Linked DNA regions of Mus musculus: region 2 is linked to region 1. Evidence: chromatin loops called from intact Hi-C (ENCODE). Cell type or tissue: heart. All regions are shown on one strand. Links, peaks and the distances in the headings refer to the core of each region. The heading gives the core; the rest is flanking DNA.

Region 1 (9,765 bases), core at 4,730-7,229:
AGAAGAAGAAGAAGAAGAAGAAGAAGAAGAAGAAGAAGAAGAAGAAGAAGAAGAAGAAGAAGAAGAAGAAGAAGAAGAAGAAGAAGAAGAAGAAGAGAAAGAAGAAGAAAAGAAAGAAGAAAGCTAAAACAAGTTTTTGTTCTTGGCAACATCTAACAGTGAGCATGAACACCTTCAGGATATCCAAGCAAATGAATCCACACAGTTCAAAGAAATTCTCTTTAAATTTTATGTTACTTATAAGTAGAAGCATTACACAGTCTGTTGCAGAGTGTGCCTGCCAGGAAAAAGGCAGATACTAGAATAAGAGAGGTATTGGATGCACTTTAATGATCTCATGGACATTGGAAAAAGATGCTGGGCTCTGAGCTTATTTAGGAAAGATAATATGAGTCTAGTTGAAGTAACAAAGGAGGTTTACATTGGACTGGTTGAAACCCATGTAGACTCCACGAGTTTCTCTGATAGGAGGTCTTTCACAGTGGGATCTCTCTTATTTTGCAGTCTCAGGGAATAACCTTGAATGAGTAGATGGGTAGATATGTGGATGGATGGAAGGATGAGTGAGTGGGTGGGTGGGTGCATGAATGATTGGATGAGTGTATGGGTAATAAAAGGAAGACAAGACTAAGGGCCCAGGACTATAACCTTCATGCTGAACTTGGCATGCATGACCTCCTTGGAATACTACAGAGGTAATCTAAGAACCAAATGGTGATTGTATTACATTTCAGTTGAAGACTACTTCACAGTAAAGCTGGAGGATTTGGATTTTGATGGTTAAAAATTCCTTATTTCTAAAAAGACTTGCATTTTATTTCATTAAATACAAAATTTATACCCACTGGAACTACATTTTTTGAAGAGAAATCTTTAAATAAAAATCACTTGATGTGCAGACATGGAGGTTGCTCCTGAATTATCTGTTTCTAGATAACTCAGACTCCAGCAATGCATTCGAATATAACCAGATGCAGCCATGTGTTTATGGGGGTGAGAGGTGGTTTAGGCTTGTGAGTTTGATGTGAAATGTAATTTTCATAAAGCTTTAAATGGTTCCATGTGGTCTAGTGGGCTCAATGTATCTCTTTCATACCCATTGACTTGCCTTCTGAATCTTCTCACACTGAGCATTTATTTCAAGAGCTAAAAGGTGATAGGCACACAGAATTTGTAGGGGGTGGTAAAAAAATTATCAGAAATCAGTATAGTTGTTTTCCTCTGGAAAAGTCCTACTTCAGATTTCTGTTGGTGTCACTAGTGTAATGATGCTTTGGGCTCTTGCAATTTAATGGTAGGATTAGAGGAAGAGTCAGATATGCTTTGCATAGACACCTGGCCACTAGAAGCCATGCTCATCATGTGGAAAAAATGCACCAGGAGCATTTATAACAGCCACAGTGCTCAAGTAAAGAGCCTGCCACCTTCTTTCTGTTTATCTATAAATTATACATATATCATATCTGTGCAGTGGTAAATTTCCTGAAGTGTAGCACCCCTGTAACATTTTTGACATTTGAATAAACTACTTTGATTAGTTCAAAATGCTTAGCTGGTAAAGAAGGAAAATGAGGTGAAAGATGAAGGGGTGATTCCCTGATTATTCAGCAAAAGAATGAGAGGGGCCCTATCTCTTCAGTTACTAACAGAGCAGAGCAGAGGGCCTCATCACAGCACAGGCTGGACACACAGTGAGTGTGGGCTTCTCAGCTAGGAAGGATAGGGAAAATTAACATCCTTACTTCACACTCAAAACTGCCTCTTAACAAAATTAGAAGCAAGAAGGAAGACCAGGGAACTGTACCAGAGTCTAAAATGTCTTTAGCATACCACCAAGTGTCATACAGTAACAGAAATCCTAGTGAGCTGGCAAAGTAGTATATACATGGAAAAAAATCACACAACTCCCCAGTATCCTCTGAGAACTATGTAGTGACTTGTATAGTACCCAATACCAAGCTACTGATGACAGCACAAACTCTTTTTCTGAAGGAAACATGGGAGATCCAGTATCCTTGAGCACCGAGTAAGATGGAGGATGCCTCAAACCTAGATGCCAGACATTAAACCTTCAAATGAGACCATCAGGGGTTCAAGCCACAGTCTGTCTCTCACTGAATGGGAAACCATTGGTGCATCACTGAGCCATTCTAGCCTTTGTCATATTGTCTAGGAGATGGTGAAGTTAATGTGCTTCTCTTAAATGTCAATGCATTAAGCCAGTCATGATTTAATTTCTAGGTACAAAATTGATTTTCAATAAGTATGTATTCACATTTTCTTTTTCATAAAATGCTGTGACTTTAGTATCAAATGATCAATTTGAGCTTATTGAGGGCTACTTGGTTAACACTGTATAGTATAACAATCAGTTTTTTTTTCCCCAAACAGTCTCAATGAGCCACAGTTCCATCAATAATTCATTAAGGGCCACATGATGTGGGTTTGAATCACAGTTCCAACATAAACAAGAGAACATGGGTTACTTTGGGCAAATTGATACTCTTTTTTGTTTCTCCATTTTCTCATCTTTAAAATGGGAATGAGTATTTATTTTATGTATAGGATCCTGGGGAGAATTAAATGACATAGAACTTACAGAATCCCTTCACACACACACGCGCGTGTGCACACACACACGTGCACACACACACACACACACACACACACACACACACACACACACACACATTTAAAAGCAGGTTTATTGGGAAGATGTTCTAAAGGGGCTGATTTAGGAGCCCCAAGGAAGGAGGCCAGTGAAGTTGCCCTGGGGTGGGGAGGGGGGTAGCAAGACGAGAAAAGGAAGAGGAGAGAACAAACTTACAGGATTCTTAAGAGATACAGGCACAGAATAGGGACTTTATGTGTGTTGGCTAAAATAAATCACTGAGGGACTTAGCAACACATATCCCAACCCACTGACAAAGCGAGACACTGGCAAAACTGTCTTTCAGTGGAATGATTCACTACTGACAGGTGTAGTCTTCTCCTTGGACGGAGCAGGAGGTTGGGTAGTGTCCTGGGTGGGGGCTTTTAGTATGACTTAGCATGATCCACACTGTAGGCAAGACTCCACTCGGATTTTCTAGCAGAGAAAAAAACCAAATGTTTATAACTTATATATTTATTACTCAGTAGAGTTGTATGTGAACTACTGAAGCTTTCTTCAAGAGTTCAGTGAAGCAAGAATTCATTTACAACTAGAAGAATGGGAGGACTCCACCCTGGGAGAGAGAAAAGGGGGAAAGGGAGATGAACTTTCTGTCTCAATTTCTTTAGTGAGGACTGAAATCAGTCAGTGCTGCTGGGGTAGTCACAGAAAGGCTTCCTGGAGGAGGCAGGCTAGCTTCAGGATGGAGAAATATCAATATTTGGGATAAGGAGTATCTTGACACTGGATGTTAAAAAGGAAGAACCTAGGAATGATGTAGACTTCCTTTCCCATGCTCCTTGGTCAGTCTCTTCCATATCACTGAGCCTCTCCTTACCTCCAGAAAAGACATAATACTCGTGCATCACAGACAGGGGGCAAAAACTTGCAGAAGCTCTTCAGGAGAGAAGAGATCTGCAAAACTCTGCCACCCAGACACTAGTTACAAACCTGCTCCCTGAGTGAATGTCAGCTCTCTCTAGCATGCAGCTGTCAGCCTCCGGGAGAGGACGTGGCTCACATCAAACTCTTTATGTGTCCATAAACAAGAAGAAATAGCCCATTATCCTGCGTATACCCAGAGAACAAAGAATGCTTTATTGAGTTTACCTTGTTCTCATATCATTATGTTTTCTTTCGGCAATGGCCACTGAGCTGTGTAATGGCTGGTGGTTATAGAGCACGTAATAAAGCTTATTAGTGTAATAGCTCGCGAGGAACAATAGGAGAGAAAGGTCGACACGAAATGCTTCAACAGGGACCTGAGGATTTTGATTTCAAAATTAGGCCATTGAAGGGAAGATCAGGTTCTCCTCTTTACATTGGTGCAACATTAAGACTAAGCTTAGAAGAAATGCTTCTAAGTGTGTCAAATAAAAGAATCTCAAATGGTTGAGGGAACAAACATCAAACTGATGTTCTGAGATGTTAAGGTCCTGCCTGATAGGTGGATGTGGCATGCAAGCCTTGCTGGGACATTGAAACTGAAGAAATAAAACTCATCTTAGACACTGCATGATTTAATTATTGCACCAACAGAGCAACTGCAGGGTCAAGACTTCTGAAGGCTAGTACCCCAAGGTTTCCATGGGGTACCACTTGGAATGTGTGTGTCTACATCTGTTGGTAGTTCTGTTCTTTATTATGGTTTCTCAATAGATATTGAGGTCATGTGCTACATTTTTACCTCCAATGTGGGCATTCAGAGGGGAGTTTTCAGATATTTTCATTCCACTATATGATAACTAGTTTGTAACTCATTTTCTCAGAAGGATAAGAGTAACAATCAAAAGCTGTCCAAAAATTCTTGGCTGCTGACATCATGTCAGCTACATCCTTACCTGATTGTTCATTGTTCTGTTTCTATAGATCCCTTAAAGCTAATTCCTTTCTACCATGGATCTAATATAGATTGCAAATGGATAGGCTTCATAGTGGTGAATGTCCTGAGGATGTGTGGCTTGAGACAGATAGCTCCAACCAGGCTTCCACTTCTGGGTCTTCAGGACCACCTTCTATTTATTCACATCAGGAAAAGAAGTAAGACAGTGTTTTCACTTCTGAGAAGTGTGTGTGTGTGTGTGTGTGTGTGTGTGTGTGTGTGTGTGTGTGTGTGTATGCGTGTGCATGTGTGAGCATTCACACAGATAATGGGCATCATAGTTTGGTGGGATGTGATAAAAGTGTGGTACCATTGTGCTGCTTGGAGGGCATATGAGGGACTTCTAGGAACCGATGCTTAGTGGGAGGTGATTAAGCTTTTCAGAGGGACTGACATTTTTCTATCAGATGTGCTTCCTGGACCCTGTTGTTATAGAAAGCCTCAAGTCCAGAGGTAGACGATAAGCATATCTGGACATGTGTCCCCTCCTCTCTACCCACAACAAAGCCTGTCATTTCCTCTGTAGTACTCGGTTCTCTTCTCTGCCACATTGGAAAACACTCAGAACTACTTACCAGACCAAGCCATTTTACATTCTAGTTACCAATAAGTCAAATAAGCATCTTTACCTAAAAGAGCTAGCATCATAACCAAGAGCATAATATAAAATAATTTTAAAGGTTCTCTCCAGTGCCATGCCTTTTGCGATGCATTGTGGTGCTGAAGATGCAGGGAAGTGGCCTGCATACTCCCTACCTTTGTGTTCTGGCTGTGACTTTCTTGTCAGATGGTTTGATCTCCATATGACCCAGGTACTCTGCAGCATGGTGTTAGTCTTGATTCCTAACCTCTAGTGCTATTGTCACAATCCAACAATGTTAGCTCTGAGGGTCCTCAGAAGAGCACCTAGGGGAGTGTTCAACGACTTTGCATCTGTTGTTATCATTATGATTATGGCTGTTACTGTTACTAACTGGCGCCGTCTTGGCTTCCAGCTCGAACTCCCCACACTGTGTGAAGTGAGGCATACACGCTGAACAACTCCAAATTGCTTGTGCTCTTTCAAGTCATTTCACACGCGTTCACAGCTTTTGCTCAGCTTTCAAATTGCCGTCTCTTGTTTTCCCAATGTACAGTGTTACCCTTTAAAAACCAGAGCGCAGACCTCATTGGTCTGGAAGATTCAAGAAAACTGAGAAATGCTCTAGGATCCCATTTCCATGATACTCTCCTGTCCCTGTCCTGTTTTCTGTTCTTCATCTGACCAGGAAGGAGCTGGGAGAGCTGAGGGATGGGAGAGAATGGAGCTGTGCTCTCTTATCCTGGGGAGAAGAATAGGTTTCCTTCCATACTGTTAAGGTTGTGACTGCCTTCCTCTTAAATGGCTTCCATGGGTTCAGAGCCAAGCTGGCGCATCACGTGTAAAGAGTCATGCAGAGCCTCTGATGTAAAAATCTCAGCTCCATAGCACTGCAAGAGGAATTCTGCATGGAAGCCCTGCAGAGTCCTCTGGGGAGAAGAAAACACCCAGCTGGGCTCAGCTGGGAGTTCAGGAAGCAGCTGATTATCACCCCCTGCTGTGGATGCTGGTAGCTGTCACAGCCTTGGACTCTGAAAGAACACAACCATCCAGAGCTGCTTCTTAGGAGGTGGGTGTGAACCAGCGCCATATTCCACAGTTTCAACAGATGTCAGATTTCTGAAGGTCACATAGCCAACACTTAACAAGAATTTTATATGTTCATTTCTAAGGTAGAGGGTACTTGTGATGGTCAAGTTTGCTTGTCAAATCCACTTAGTTTAAGGAATGCCTATCTGTTCAGCCTTTCCAGAGAACATTAGCTCCTGCAGGGGCTGCTCTGAATGTGGGTGGTAGCATCCCATGGGCTCTGGACTAGTGTTCTGAACCATAATAAAGTACAAAAGGAAAAGGCCAGCTGAGAGCCAGCATTCTCCTTTCTCGGTAATTTGCCCAGATGTGCAGGCTCCTACTATATCCAGGAGCAAGTCCTGTTACTATGGTTTCCCCTGAATCATGAGCTAGAATAAACTTTTCCTTTCTTAAATTGCTTCTTGTCAGGTATTTGGTCCCAGCAAATGAGAAAAGCAACCAGTGCAATACTGCTTCAGCAGAGGGCTAGTTTGCACAGAGGCCATTTCTAAGTGGAATTCACTCAGTAAAAGAATGGAATGACAAAGGGTCATATATAGCTACGTCAAAAATAAAATACCTTTTTTTTTAATCCATAGAGAATTATGACTAAACTCATTGTAGCAGTGGCCATTAAATGTAAGTTCAAGACCCATTTCTAAGAGGCAATGCACACATGTGGTATTGAGGTAATACAGGTCCAGGTTAGGGTGCCCAGGTCCCATAGTCAATTCTTCCCAAAGTAATGTATATTTGGCTAACAGACAATTCAACTAGTGTCTTCCCAGAAACCTAGCAACAGAGACCTAGCAATAGCTCACAATATCATGTACTGTCAGGTGTGAGCAGATGTATAAGAAGGACTAGTCAGCTACCCCAGCTGTCTGTCTCCATCTTCTTTCTTTCTCTGTTCCTACTCATCCCTAGCTGGCTTCTCTCTCTTTTATTCTCTCGTCTCTCTCCTACTGTTCTTCTCTGTCTCTTCCTCTTTCTAGGTCCTCATTCTCCTCCCTTCCTTTTTATACTAGACCTGTTATGTGGCATGACTGTTCAGGGGGCATCTCAGCATGGTCCTTCTGAGACACTCCCTCTCCTGTCTCAATTGTACCACATTATACCATGTTACAAGACATAACAATGTAATAGTCCTAGGTTTTCTATACTCTAGTGTTATTCTGCATGTGAAGTAGGGGTATCTTTCTCTCATGAGACAGACATGATTCCTAGCATGGGGATGTATATAAGATACTACAAAGTATATTTACCCTGCAGGTGTGTTATTGACTGCAGTTACCTCAGAGAGATATTCTCTAGTAGTTAAACATGATGCTTAAAAAACATCTATCAGTGAAATAGGGAAGCTTTCCCCAACTTCAGACTTGTATGTTGTCACTCCCTACTCCAGCCAGATGTTCTTGGTGATCTTTAGTGCTACATAAGGCCGTGGTCTTATCATGAAATGCATTTGTTTCCATAGTATTAACAAGGAATTTAACATGTTTATAGAGTGGTTTTGCCAGCATGAGTTTCGATGCACAAGCAGAATTATTGGAAATTTCCTCTTTGGCAAATTCTCTTTAAACCTCTCTTATCTCTACATTTTGGCTTGATTCTGCCATAATTATGTTTATTTACTTGCATGATATGATCCTGTATTAGGTTCGGTACACAGAATCTTCCAGAATTGGAGTCTTTTGCTCATCATCTGGAAAATTTGTAAGGAAATAGGAGTCAATTTATCTAACCCAAATATTCTTAATTCTATCACATTCTACATACACATCTATAATGGTAGGTAATCTACTTTTGAGAAAATGTGGAGTTCTAATGTTTGCTCCCTCATCTCAGCACACCCGTTGTGTACAAATGTGCACATGTCATTCAAAATACATCAGGGAATGTACACATATTTTCTGAAATGCAGCAATCTCCACTTATTAATCTCTATATCTTTCATACTTGACTCGTAATGGTATCACTAAGTATATGTTAATGAATTGATAGCTCAGTGACTGACTGCAAGATCTGTTCATCTGAGCGCTAAGAATAACAGCGTAAGTTTGAGGAAAGAATTTAGACAAAGCAGAAGTGTAAGCATCAAGGTTTTATTGTAACATATAATGTTACAAGCACTAGCAGGCAAAGAGAGGAAGAACACTGGACCTACCCGCATTATGTAAGAGGATCTGCATAAATGAACAGAGCAGAACCAGAATCTGAATCACACTTGACCAGTGGTTGGGCTCAGATTGAAGACAGTATGGAACCCATATGTAGACAGAATTCTACTCTGACTATCTACTTAGCACTGTAACATATCCTATTCTACTGATCATCTATAGGTGCAGAGAAAAATCTACTTGGTTTTCCCCTTTGACATTCCCTTCAACAATCATTTCAGTGATCATCTCACTCTACTTCTGCTTGCACCTTATCTTAGTTAAAGCTTCCATTGCTGTGAAGAGACACCATGGCCAAGGCAACTCTTATAAAGGACAACACTTAACTGGGGCCGGCTTTCAGGTTTATAAGTTCAGTCCATAATCATCATGGCAGCATCCAGACAGGCAGGCATAGTACAGGAGAAAGTGAGAGTTCTACATCTTCATCCAAAGGAAGGCAAGAGCAGAATGTCCTCAGGCAGCTAGGAGGAGGGTCTCAAAACCCACCCACACAGTGACACACTTCCTCCAACAAGGCCATACCTCCTAATAGTGCCATTCCCTGGGTCAAGCATATTCAAACACACCTGTTCTCATTTCCCTTTCATTTTAAGGCCTCTTCATTCCCAAGACACTAGCAAGCTGAGCTCTGAGAGTTCCCCTGTGTCCCATCCTGTGCCAGTCCTAGCCTACAGAGGAGAATCATCACAGAGTGCCTGATGAGGCTCTCAGCAGAGCATTGCTGTGGCCTTGGTGGATGGGGTGCCTTATGAGTCCCACTGTGGAGTAAAATACTCTGGAGGGGTGTGCACCCTCCTATACTCTATTGAATCAGCATGCTCACTTAACCCTGCCGGTTCATTTTCTCTTGTGCCATCTGCTAAGCCAAGTCAGGCATTCCCACAGTTTAGTTTAGGCCAATTCAATAGTCTTTATATTATTCCCTTGAACTTATTTATTTATTTATTTATTTATGCCAGGAAGTTAAATTCAAAGTACAGAGAATTTGCATTCAATTAAAAAATACCTCTTTGGACTTAATATTTGACCCTCCAATGAAGGATAGCATAAATTAATCACTGGTAGTGTGTAATAATCCTTAAAGCTTCCAAGCACATTCTCCCTTCCCTCCTGTACCAGACTGAATGCATCCCTATTGGATGCTAGTAGAATTTGTAACTGAATCCATCCTGCATCAGGACTAGTCTGGTAAACATGAGGCTTCTACAACACCATCTTATCTAGGAGAATAACAGGGCACCAACAGGTTGGTGGGGTGAAAGGGGTCTAGAACTCTAAACTTTAGGTCTTCCAATTCTCTTATTTTGGGTTATGGTCATTTTGATTTTTTTCTACAGTGAGAAAGTATATTTCTATTCCGAGGTTTTTAGAAGAGTCAAGAAAGATGATTAGATGC
Region 2 (9,765 bases), core at 2,531-5,030, 640 kb before region 1:
GAACAACAAAGCTGCCTTGTTTTTATCTCACTCTGACATTTGTAGTCCATTCATTATAGAAGTGAGTCCTGACTAATTAATACACCCTTTTTTCATTAGCCCATAACACCCAGGAATGAAGCCAGGAGATACATTTTATAGTTACAGATCATGGCGCCTGCCCCTTGATAACACCTATAGCCCAGCATGTCACAGAGACTGGTGGTTTATGGCAAATGGCACACCACAAGAAGAGTCATGTTGTATTTGGCATGTGGCCCAGTGGAAATACCCTAGAATGGGGGCCAGTGACAGACTGACAGACTCCCAGGATCTCAAGTACACAGACTGGCCTCCTTCATTGACAGATAAGCTTGGATTTCACCCTTCCTCTAGCCAAGCCCCAGATCTCCACTACAGTGGTTCATTTTCTTTGGAACTCAAGCATTGACTGATCCTGTAGTTTAGACTATGAGTGCCTATGGTTCATGTGTGTGTGTGTGTGTGTGTGTGTGTGTGTGTGTGATGTGTGCCTGCATACTTGTGTGTATGTGTTAACGAAGTCTTTCTGAGGTTCAGCCTAGTCATTGGACATATGCCCTTGGAAGGGATTTTGGGACCCAGCCCCTATCCTTTCTCTCTTTGCTTCCATGCTGACACGAGGCAGGTAGCTTTGATTCACAATTGTTCCCGTCATGAAGGTCCTTCTCGCCACAGATCTAGAGCAATAGAGACACCTGACCAAGTACTGAACTCTCTGAAACTAAGAGCCCAGACAAACCTATCTCATCTTACGCTAATTGTCTCAGCTACTTTGTCACAGTGGCCAACAGCTAACATGGCTGGCTCATAGAAGAAAATAACAGAGGGAGAAAGCTGTTTAGTCATCTTCCACATTGGCTCACAGATGTGAGGGGTGCCATGAGGGGAGTTACTCATCACCCACAGGCTCTGATCAGCTCCAGGAAACACCACTTCTGTGTGTCCCTCAAAGAAAACACCCTTTAACAGAGAAAATTCCTTTGTCAGTTGTTTTTTAAGAGGGACGTGAAGATGAATTTGTGTGATGTAGGGGCCAGGGGTCTGCAGGGGACAACGACCTCAGCCCCACAGCCATCAACTTCCACAATTGACCTCTTGCTACCAGAAGCAGAGACAATGATGATGAAAGCACACGGCCAACACCTTTCAAGGTTAGCTCCATTGTCCATGGCACGTGGTGTATATCAGGTGTTTAAGCAATGAGAAATGAAAGAAAAAAAGGGGGCGGGAATTGATCAAAGGCAGGGCCCTCTGTAAACCTGAGGAATGGGGTCTACTTTTTGTACAACTTTCCAAGGTGCCATTCTTTCAACTTCAAGAACTAATGATGGGGAAGTTGCTGCCTTTGCATAATGCCAGACAGTCGTCAAGTTGGACATAGAGACTTAGATGCTGTTCACGTGTAGACCATCCTGGAAGCACAGTTATCTGGAGCTGCAAGCCTGGTCCATCTTCTAAGTTATTCTGGTTGGTTGCCATGGAGATAGCTACTGGTGAGGCTGTTAAAAGCAGGTCCCTGGACAGGATATGCTATGTAATAAATAAAATGGGAGGCCTACAGGGCTTTAAAGCTGTCTCTTCCCTCAGGAAGCAGGGCTGTTAACAGGTCTCAGACAGGTGCCTTATCCAAAAAAAAAAAAAAAAGTTTTTTATTTCTGTTATGGGAGAGTCAGGTGATTGGAGAGCAGAGCAGGGCACAATGTTTTGGGTTGACCCCGACCCCAGAGCTGCAGGCTACTGGTTAGACTTACCCAGATATGTACTGAAAACCAAAGGCTCAGAGATGGCCTCTGCAAATCTCTCAGTGTGCCAGAGCAAAGGCATCTGGGACCTCCCTGAATGTACTTGCCACTTGAGGTCTGCTAGGTTGCTGGCTACATGGTGCTATCTGTGGCCACAAATCCAAGTTCTGGTCAATGTAATTTAGGCAGCGAATCAACTCACAGCTTCCAGGAGCCTTTCTTAAGTTGTGACTCACTTTCTTATCTTCCTCTAGCTCTGGAGTGCACAGGCGTCATTATTGTGGGCTCATAGGGTTCAGGCCAACACAACTGAAGGAGCAATAAGATTGGGGGAATGTTTGGAATCACCAGGGCTCTCAGAAGCAGAGATACCCACAGGCCTTAGGCAGGTTATTTCTGGATTTGCCTTACGTAAGTAAAGAGAAATATATAATAACTATTTCTCATGGCTGAGTCTCTGCTGAAGTTTTTACATGGCTTGCAGCCTTCAATGTTTTAGCTCCTTAGAGATGTGAGCTTTGGAGTTTGCCAGTAACATAGTAGAGCCCCTAACCAAAGAAGGGAGAAAGGCAAAAATGTTTCAATGGGGGCTAATGAGATGTTTTAGGTTCAAATCCTCACCTGTCACTTTCTAACCATATGGGCTCAGGCAAATGCCCTCTCTTTCAACCGTGGTTAACTGATGTTACCCTGTGGAAGGGCTCAACAGTATATATCCCACATGGCTGCTGAGATGTTTTAGTCTATGTTATCCCGGTAGAAACTCACAGCTTCGAGACAGTGTGTGATTTCTTGGCTCAGTGCCCACGAACCATGTGTTGTCTTCTGTGTTTGTCTTTTCAAGTTCAGCCCTGCAGCCAGGAGTTTCTCACTCAGCCCAAGCCCATAGTCCCGCTGACCTTTCACAGAGATTCCTCAAGCCGGCTCCTCCTCGGCAGTGAAGCTCAGGGATTAGTGGCCACTAACTTCTGGTGATCCCTTTGGTAAGGGCCGAAAGACTGAGGTTAAAGTTGTTTGCTGTACAACCCAGAGTGCATTGTGGGGGGGTGGGGGTGGGGGCTGAGTTCTTCTCTGCTGCCTTCTTGCCCGCCCATCTAATTTCTCTTGGGCCCAGTTAATCTTACTTATATGTGAGTACAATGAAATCAATCCTACGCAAGGTTATAAGATGCCTGGCACACGAGAGAGAGAGAGAGAGAGAGAGAGAGAGAGAGAGAGAGAGAGAGAGAGAGAGAGAGGGAGAGAGAGAGAGAGAGAGAGAGAGAGCGCTTTACTGGGTCTTCCAGCTTTATTTGCTCATCTGCAGCCCCTTTGATACCAAGAACTGGCAATTCAGAAATCTCAAACAGAGAGAGAAAGCTCTCGCTGGAATCTGGGGCACAGACCCAATGTTCTCTGGAAAGGGGCCCCCTTCCCTAAGTTTTCATCTCTTCTTTTATAACGCACATTTCCTCGTTGGGTCGGTCAGACTTTAATGGTTTCTTTCTCTATTATTGTGGCTGTCCCATGGGCCAGGGGTAAAACTGGCTGACTGCTTAGACAGACGAATGAATGGGTGGGAAGGAGAGGCAGCCTACCCACACTCCTAGGAGCTCTTCAGGAGTCCTGGACTAACAGCGTGGCTGTCTAGACCACCGACAGAAGCTTCTAGATACCTGGAGCTTTCTTTCCTGTCTCTGTCTCAGCAAGTGGTTCTCTAAGGCACAGTCTACAGCTTCCTGCACTGGAGTTACCCTGGCAGAAGCCCTGCTTCCTTGGATGCAGCAAAGGCCAGCCAAAGTATAAACCCCAGGGCGGGCTGTGGACTGTGGATTCTTCTGCTGTGCTTGAATCTTGAAGGCAACTCCACAAACTGTGTTTTGCGCTTCCAGGAATGTGGCGAGAGCCTCACTCCGGCTCAACTGTCTTCTTGATTTATTCCTATCCAGTTAGTGTTCTGAAGTCTTGGGAGACTAGGGTTGCTAGCCTGCTCATTTAGCAGTTGCTGCAATGCATAGAATCTGCCAGCAGAGGGCACTAGAGGCCCACATATTTTGTACCTGCTGGTTTGGCTCCCAGTCTTAAAAATCTTTATTACTTTTTCTTTTTAAAGTAGGGGGGATATGAACTTTTAACACTGGTTACCTTAGAAAACTAGAATAAAAAACCCCAAATGTTTTCCCCAAAAGAAATTTCTTGTATCTTTAATAGAATCAACAAATATCTTACATTTCCTCATCCCCAAGCCTATAGAGACTTAGGACGGAGGGACACACTTTCCAAATAAGGTAGTCACTTGTCCACAATTTCATTCCTTAGGCACAGGAAGGAGATAACTCATGAGTTCATCTTGTTGGGCAATGTAGCACCATGCATGCCACTGAGGGGCAGCTACATTGACCCATCATTCACACGCCACACTGTATCTGTCCATGGAGGACTTTGTTAACATTCAGCTATTGAGACATTGTTTCTACTATATAAAAATGGATGTTTCTGTGGAAGGAGTTATAAGATGCAGACATTCAAAATAGAAGCAGTGTTGCTTCACTGACACAACTGATACAAACGATTGGCTGCAGACATCTTCACACTGACACACACAGATACAAATAGAAGGATATATACAGACACCCACACTGACAACCACAGACAGACAGGCAGACAGAGAGACACACAGACACACAAACAGATAGACATACTGACAGATACACACAGATATATAGATAGAGACACAACACAGCAGTGTGTATCTTTTCATATTGTGAACATCCTGTGAGACACACACATACACATACACACACACACACACACACAGCCACTCTTCACCATATGCATCAGTATACCTATTCACACTGTGCACACTCTTTTCTTGCCTGCTCCTTTATGAACAAGCTGTCAACAATTTCATGAGCACAAATGGGCTTCCCCCAGTTAAGGCTGCAAAGCACCCGCTCTCATGGATGACCTACTATGTTTTTAACGAAAACATAAAGAAAACATAGGGCAAACATAGGGGAAAATGCAAGCACCATAAAAAACCTAGGGTGTGTGTGGCTGTCTTGAGAGGGCCATTCTCCTGTGTACACCTTCATGTGTGTCCTTAGTTACTTCAAGTCTGTCAGAGTGTTTCAGACATTCCAGTGGCCTGTGATAGTACCTATGTCTGGGCAAGCCATTTTTTTTTTAAATCTCTGTTGATTTCTTAAAAATCTTTCTTTCCTTTATGTTTCTATATAGCTAGCTACACTGACATGGCTTCCAGGTTACCAGCTCATGTATCCAACAAACAGCTTTATTGCTCTGGACAAAGCCCCTTCCAATGTCCTAGTCTCTTCCAGGATTCCCGTGGATGATGGGAGAGGATGAAAGGTGTTGAAAAGATTGCATATTTGAGACCAAAGACTCTAGAACAGTTTGGAGGCATCCACCTCAGAGGACTCATACCTGGAGGGGAACACACCAGGGCAGACGGAGGGAAGGAGGCGGATGCTGAGGATCATCCACTGGTTAGCCTCTCACTTCACTTTGGGACCTTGGCTTTTGTGCTACTGTGTTGCAGCCCATGTTGGGTGCAGGGTGCATGCCGTAAGCTGACCCGCAAGGCACCTCTCCACACCAGGTACAGAGTTCTCTAAGATTTGCCCATTTCCTTGACATTTCTTCTAGCCCACTGTTCCATTTCTCTCTTGTTTCAAGCCTCACATCTAAGTCCCAATTTTCTAGTGGAGTTCTATGGGATTTCCTATTTTTCTATTGCACCCATTTTGGGGGTGGGAGAGAAACCCGTCAAAGAGAGTTTAGTTGACTGGGTGCTAGTGAGTAGCTCAGATCTGTACCTACTTCACAGAGGAAGGAACTTGGGCTCAGAAAGCAGCCCTCTGCTCAAGGCTGCACAACTAATGAGTGAGCACTGGGATCCCCACACATCTGCAGATTTGTGGGCCTGACAGACCGGCTGTGCTCTGGGGCAGCTGGAGGGAAAGGCTGCAAGAAGTTGGTGCATGTTACCGGGTGCCATTCTTGTCAGTGGAAACACAGCCATCTGAGATGAGTGAGTTTTCTGAAAGCTAGGCTAATGTGTTTTCCTGGCCTGTCGTCCAGAACTACATTGGAGTGATGCTCCAGATGTCTGAGGCTAGACCACAGGGGGTCTGTAGCTTCTGTCCTGGCCCATTGAGTTGCTGTTCTTTGGGCTTTCTCTCTTGGTGTTATAAGCTGAACCCAGCTCAAGGGCTCTAGCCTTCCAGTTGTCAATGTCCAAGTACCAGTCACCTTAGTGAAGGACATCCCCCAGCTGTCTGAGTCTTCTCCATAGAGGCCCAGACATTAGAGCTGGGCAGAGAGAGAGAGAGAGAGAGAGAAAGAGAGAGAGAGAGAGAGAGAGAGAGAGAGAGACAGCCACCGCTCCTTCACATGTACATCAAAGAAAGAAAGTCAGAAAAGAATAGATAGGAAAGCCCAATGGGCTAGACTGTCATCGCATCACTTAGAGAACACAGGACGCAAAACTCACCTTTGGCACTGCTGAGGCTTGGCCATGACCTAGGGTAGGAAAGAGAACAAACATGAGCATTGGCTACCGAATCCATCATGGGCTCCAAAAGAATGAACACTCGAAAGATGCATGCCATGGTTGATTCTGTGCAGCCTGGGCAAGTGTGTTCATATGTGTGCAGGTGCACAGGCACGAGTGTCCATGTGTAAACAGTTGTACTTGTGTATGGATGTGTACCCTTGTGTGAGCATGTATGTGGAGGCCAAAGGACACCTCAGCTTGTCCCTCGGTTGGCTTTGACATTTGGAGACAGGATCTGTCGTTGGGGTGGAGCTCACCAGGTAGGCCGGGCTGTGGCCAATGAGCCCCAGGGACCATCTCATTCCTATTTCCCCAGTGCTGGAGTATAGTCACCTAGTCACCTACTCCTGCTTCCTGCTTGTTAAAAACTATTTATGTATGTATGTATGTATGTATGTATGTATGTATGTATGTATGTGGGTTAGAACTCAGGTTTCTGCAAGGTAAGCACTTTATCCTCTGAGCAATCACCCACCCAGCCCCCGGTCTGTGTAATACAAGCATGAAGCAAGCTCTTCATGTTTATATAACTGTAGGCTTGAGGTAACATTTTATTAGAGATGGTATAGAAAATAGAAGACATATGTAAGAAAAAAATCATTAAAAAAAAAAGAAGAAAAAAATCAATACCGTGTTCCTATGTGTATGTGTCTGTAATGAGGATACAAGCATACTTTTATAATCAAAACAATGTATTAATGTATATGCATGAATAATGTGTGTGTGTGTGTGTGTGTGTGTGTGTGTGTGTGTAGTTGCCACGGCACATATGTAGGGATCAGAGGACAACTCTCTGGACTTGGTTATCTACTTCCACTCTACCATGACAAGGTACCTCATTTCTCTGCTTCCTGCTCTAGGATGACCTGTCCTAAGAGCTGCCAGGCAATGCCCCTGCCTCCACTTCTCATCTCCCCTTAGTAGGGCTGCAATTACAGATGCCAGTCACAGCACTAGGCTTTTTGGGTGGGTTTCGGGCATGGAACTCAGGTGGTCAGGATAGCATCAGTGCTCTATGCACACATTAAGACACATAGGTGTTTAGATGTCTTCATGTGAGTGTGACACTCTATTCATTACGCAGTGTTATTGAAAAACACATTTGTTGGCCACTGTGGCCCTTTTGGAGAGGATTTAGGCTCTTGCTAATTATTGAGCATTGTAAACAAGATTGCAAAACCCGTCCTTTCTTGCATTGCAGTCTCATCTCTGCACATCTCGGCGGGCAGACAGTTATCCAGTCCAAAGAAAACACCAGAGTGGGGCATTCTCAGTCCCTGGTTGCACATTCCTCAGATGCTTTCTGGATGGCTTTGTATTGATTCATATTAACTTATGTTTTTACCCATTGAACATGAAGTGGCTGCCCGCTGTGTCTCACCACCACGATCCGTGTTCCAACCCCACTTTACCTATTTGACACTTGATCCTCATTGCTCCAATTTTGTTTCTGAGATGGCTACCACGTTTGAATAATTACACGCCTCTCCTCTTTGGTAAGTCACTTGGGCACATCTTTGTTCATTTTCTGATGCTAAGTTCTTGGCGTAGCCACAAACGTCACCCTTGGACAGCGTTCCCTTGGGTGTAACTTTTCCCTAGATTTGGCTTCTGGCCGGGAAAAACCCCAGGGCAATGGAAAGCTCCAAGGACTGCTGCTTCCGTGAGCTGACTTGTTTGCGCCTTTAATAACCGCTGGCCCTCTCTGCACACCTTTCCTCCGAGGCGCTCTAAGTGCGTCACAGCTGCAATTAATTGAGCATCGCAACACACATTGCGTGTAAATATTTATGAGGCCTATCTGTGGCTGGGATGTTGGGCACACAATAGTTAAGCAATGAAGCATTAGTAACCAGGAAACGGGAGCTTAGGAGTCCAGATGCTGCCTGTTCGGATACTGCCCCTTTCCTAACTTCATCTTCCAAATGACCTTGGGGAGCCGATGCCCTCCCAAACAAGCAACAGGGCACAGGGATGCACAAATAGCCCAATCCAGGCAGTCGCCGAGAGGCAAGGAAATTGCTTTAAGCTCTGCTGCTACTCCAGCCTGGCTGTCTCCCTACCCAAGCCTGTGGGATGTGCTGAGTCTCACGGGGGAGCCACGATGCATCTGCAGCCCAGAGCCCTGTGGTTAGCAGTTGGTGCCCTTTCAAGTACGCTGAGCTTCAGCAGAAACGAACAGTAAATTACCTAGTGGGACGAAAACTCTGTATGTGGAGCCTGCTAACACACTCCTGTCCACCCTAGATACATGACCTCTCCCCGCACCCCCACCGGAGATCATGGCGTCCAGATATGTAACTTATGACATGTGCAATATAGAAGGAGTTTCTACGACCGTGGCCAGTGAGTTCATTAGGAATGGAGCAAATATCCAAGGGACTGACTCCAGGCTGGGATTCTAAAGTGGGCCAGATGTAGGTAAGAACTTCTGTGCCAAAGGCAAAGTCTTCTGCAGGAACCAGGGAGGACTCTCAACACCCACTGCCTTCTGCCTTTGGCCTCCCCAGGATCTTAGAATGGAATGCTAGGCAGGAGAGTTGAGACCTGAGCCACGGTAGTGTTCTTTCTCTCCCTGGACTCTGGGATGAGGCCTTTTGGTACACAAGTGAACAAAAGATGACAAAAAAACATTGCTCATCTGTCTACCTGTCTGCCTGTCTGCCTGGGCACTGAGCAATCTTTTCAGCACAGGTTAGCACACTTACACTTATCTTCTCAATTTCTCTTTTCCCTCGAATGCATTTTTTTTAAGTTTAGATTTATGGATTGATCATTTAATAGATTTTTTTTGAGACAAGTTCTCTCTATGGTCCAGTTGGCCTTGCTTTGAACTCCCCATCTCCTGTTTCAGCCCCCCAAGTGCTGGGACTACAGATAGGTAACAGCCCAGTCCCCACTTTTCCTTTTGACTTCCAGAAAGCCATAGGTGTTACTACGCAGGTGCTGTGAAGAGCCTAGTGCTATCCAGCACTGCTGTTCTGATGACAGAGAAAGGAAGGGTGGCTGCCCGGGGGCAGGAGGAGGGTGGAGCATTTAAGGGTACAGTGTTTTGGTTTTTACAAGAAAATAGGTCTTAGGGGTAAGGTTTAGTAGCTGCAGCATGTGCATAATTAACAGAGCTGTGTGCACAGCTCGAATGTTTGAGAGCTGATCTCATGTTATGGGTTTTTATGTCATACCAAGTAATAGTTACACACAGAGATGGGAGAACATGTTTGGAGGCAGTAGATACCGGTTTCTGCCATAGGTTTTAAGCCAATGAGATCTCTTCCACTCAGCAGATGTAACTAAAACTTAACCCGCCTAGAGTGGCACAACAAACTACTGCCAGAGTCAGGTTTCCACCCCGAGTTTCATGTTATTCCCAAGCCTAGAGCAGCGACACAGCTTGCAGAAGGGCTGTGCATCTGGAAGCATCCTCCCCATTGCCAAGGCTGTCTG

Evidence for each region. A loop is a pair of places that touch in the nucleus more often than their neighbours do. Peaks named below come from ENCODE experiments on the same cell type or tissue, not always from the same donor. Only the 100,000 strongest peaks of a DNase experiment are listed, where the experiment ranks them.
Region 2: it touches region 1 in a loop (2.2-fold over the local background); 1 of 42 quality-filtered maps calls a loop at or near these places.

What each region holds. Positions count from the first base shown.
Region 1 is chr5:39,420,154-39,429,918 of GRCm38, forward strand. No RefSeq gene overlaps it. Among named protein-coding and RNA genes, the nearest start is that of Gm25377, 96 kb to the right of the region's middle. In heart, for the core only: no CTCF peak of the experiment used is centred there; a DNase peak (open chromatin) is centred at 6,058; H3K27me3 peaks cover 872 bases.
Region 2 is chr5:38,778,262-38,788,026 of GRCm38, forward strand. It overlaps Clnk (cytokine-dependent hematopoietic cell linker), which reads right to left. Exons shown (of 19, transcript NM_013748.3): 4 at 6,259-6,287. Among named protein-coding and RNA genes, the nearest start is that of Gm22779, 83 kb to the left of the region's middle. In heart, for the core only: a CTCF peak has its summit at 3,765 (motif pointing right); no DNase peak of the experiment used is centred there.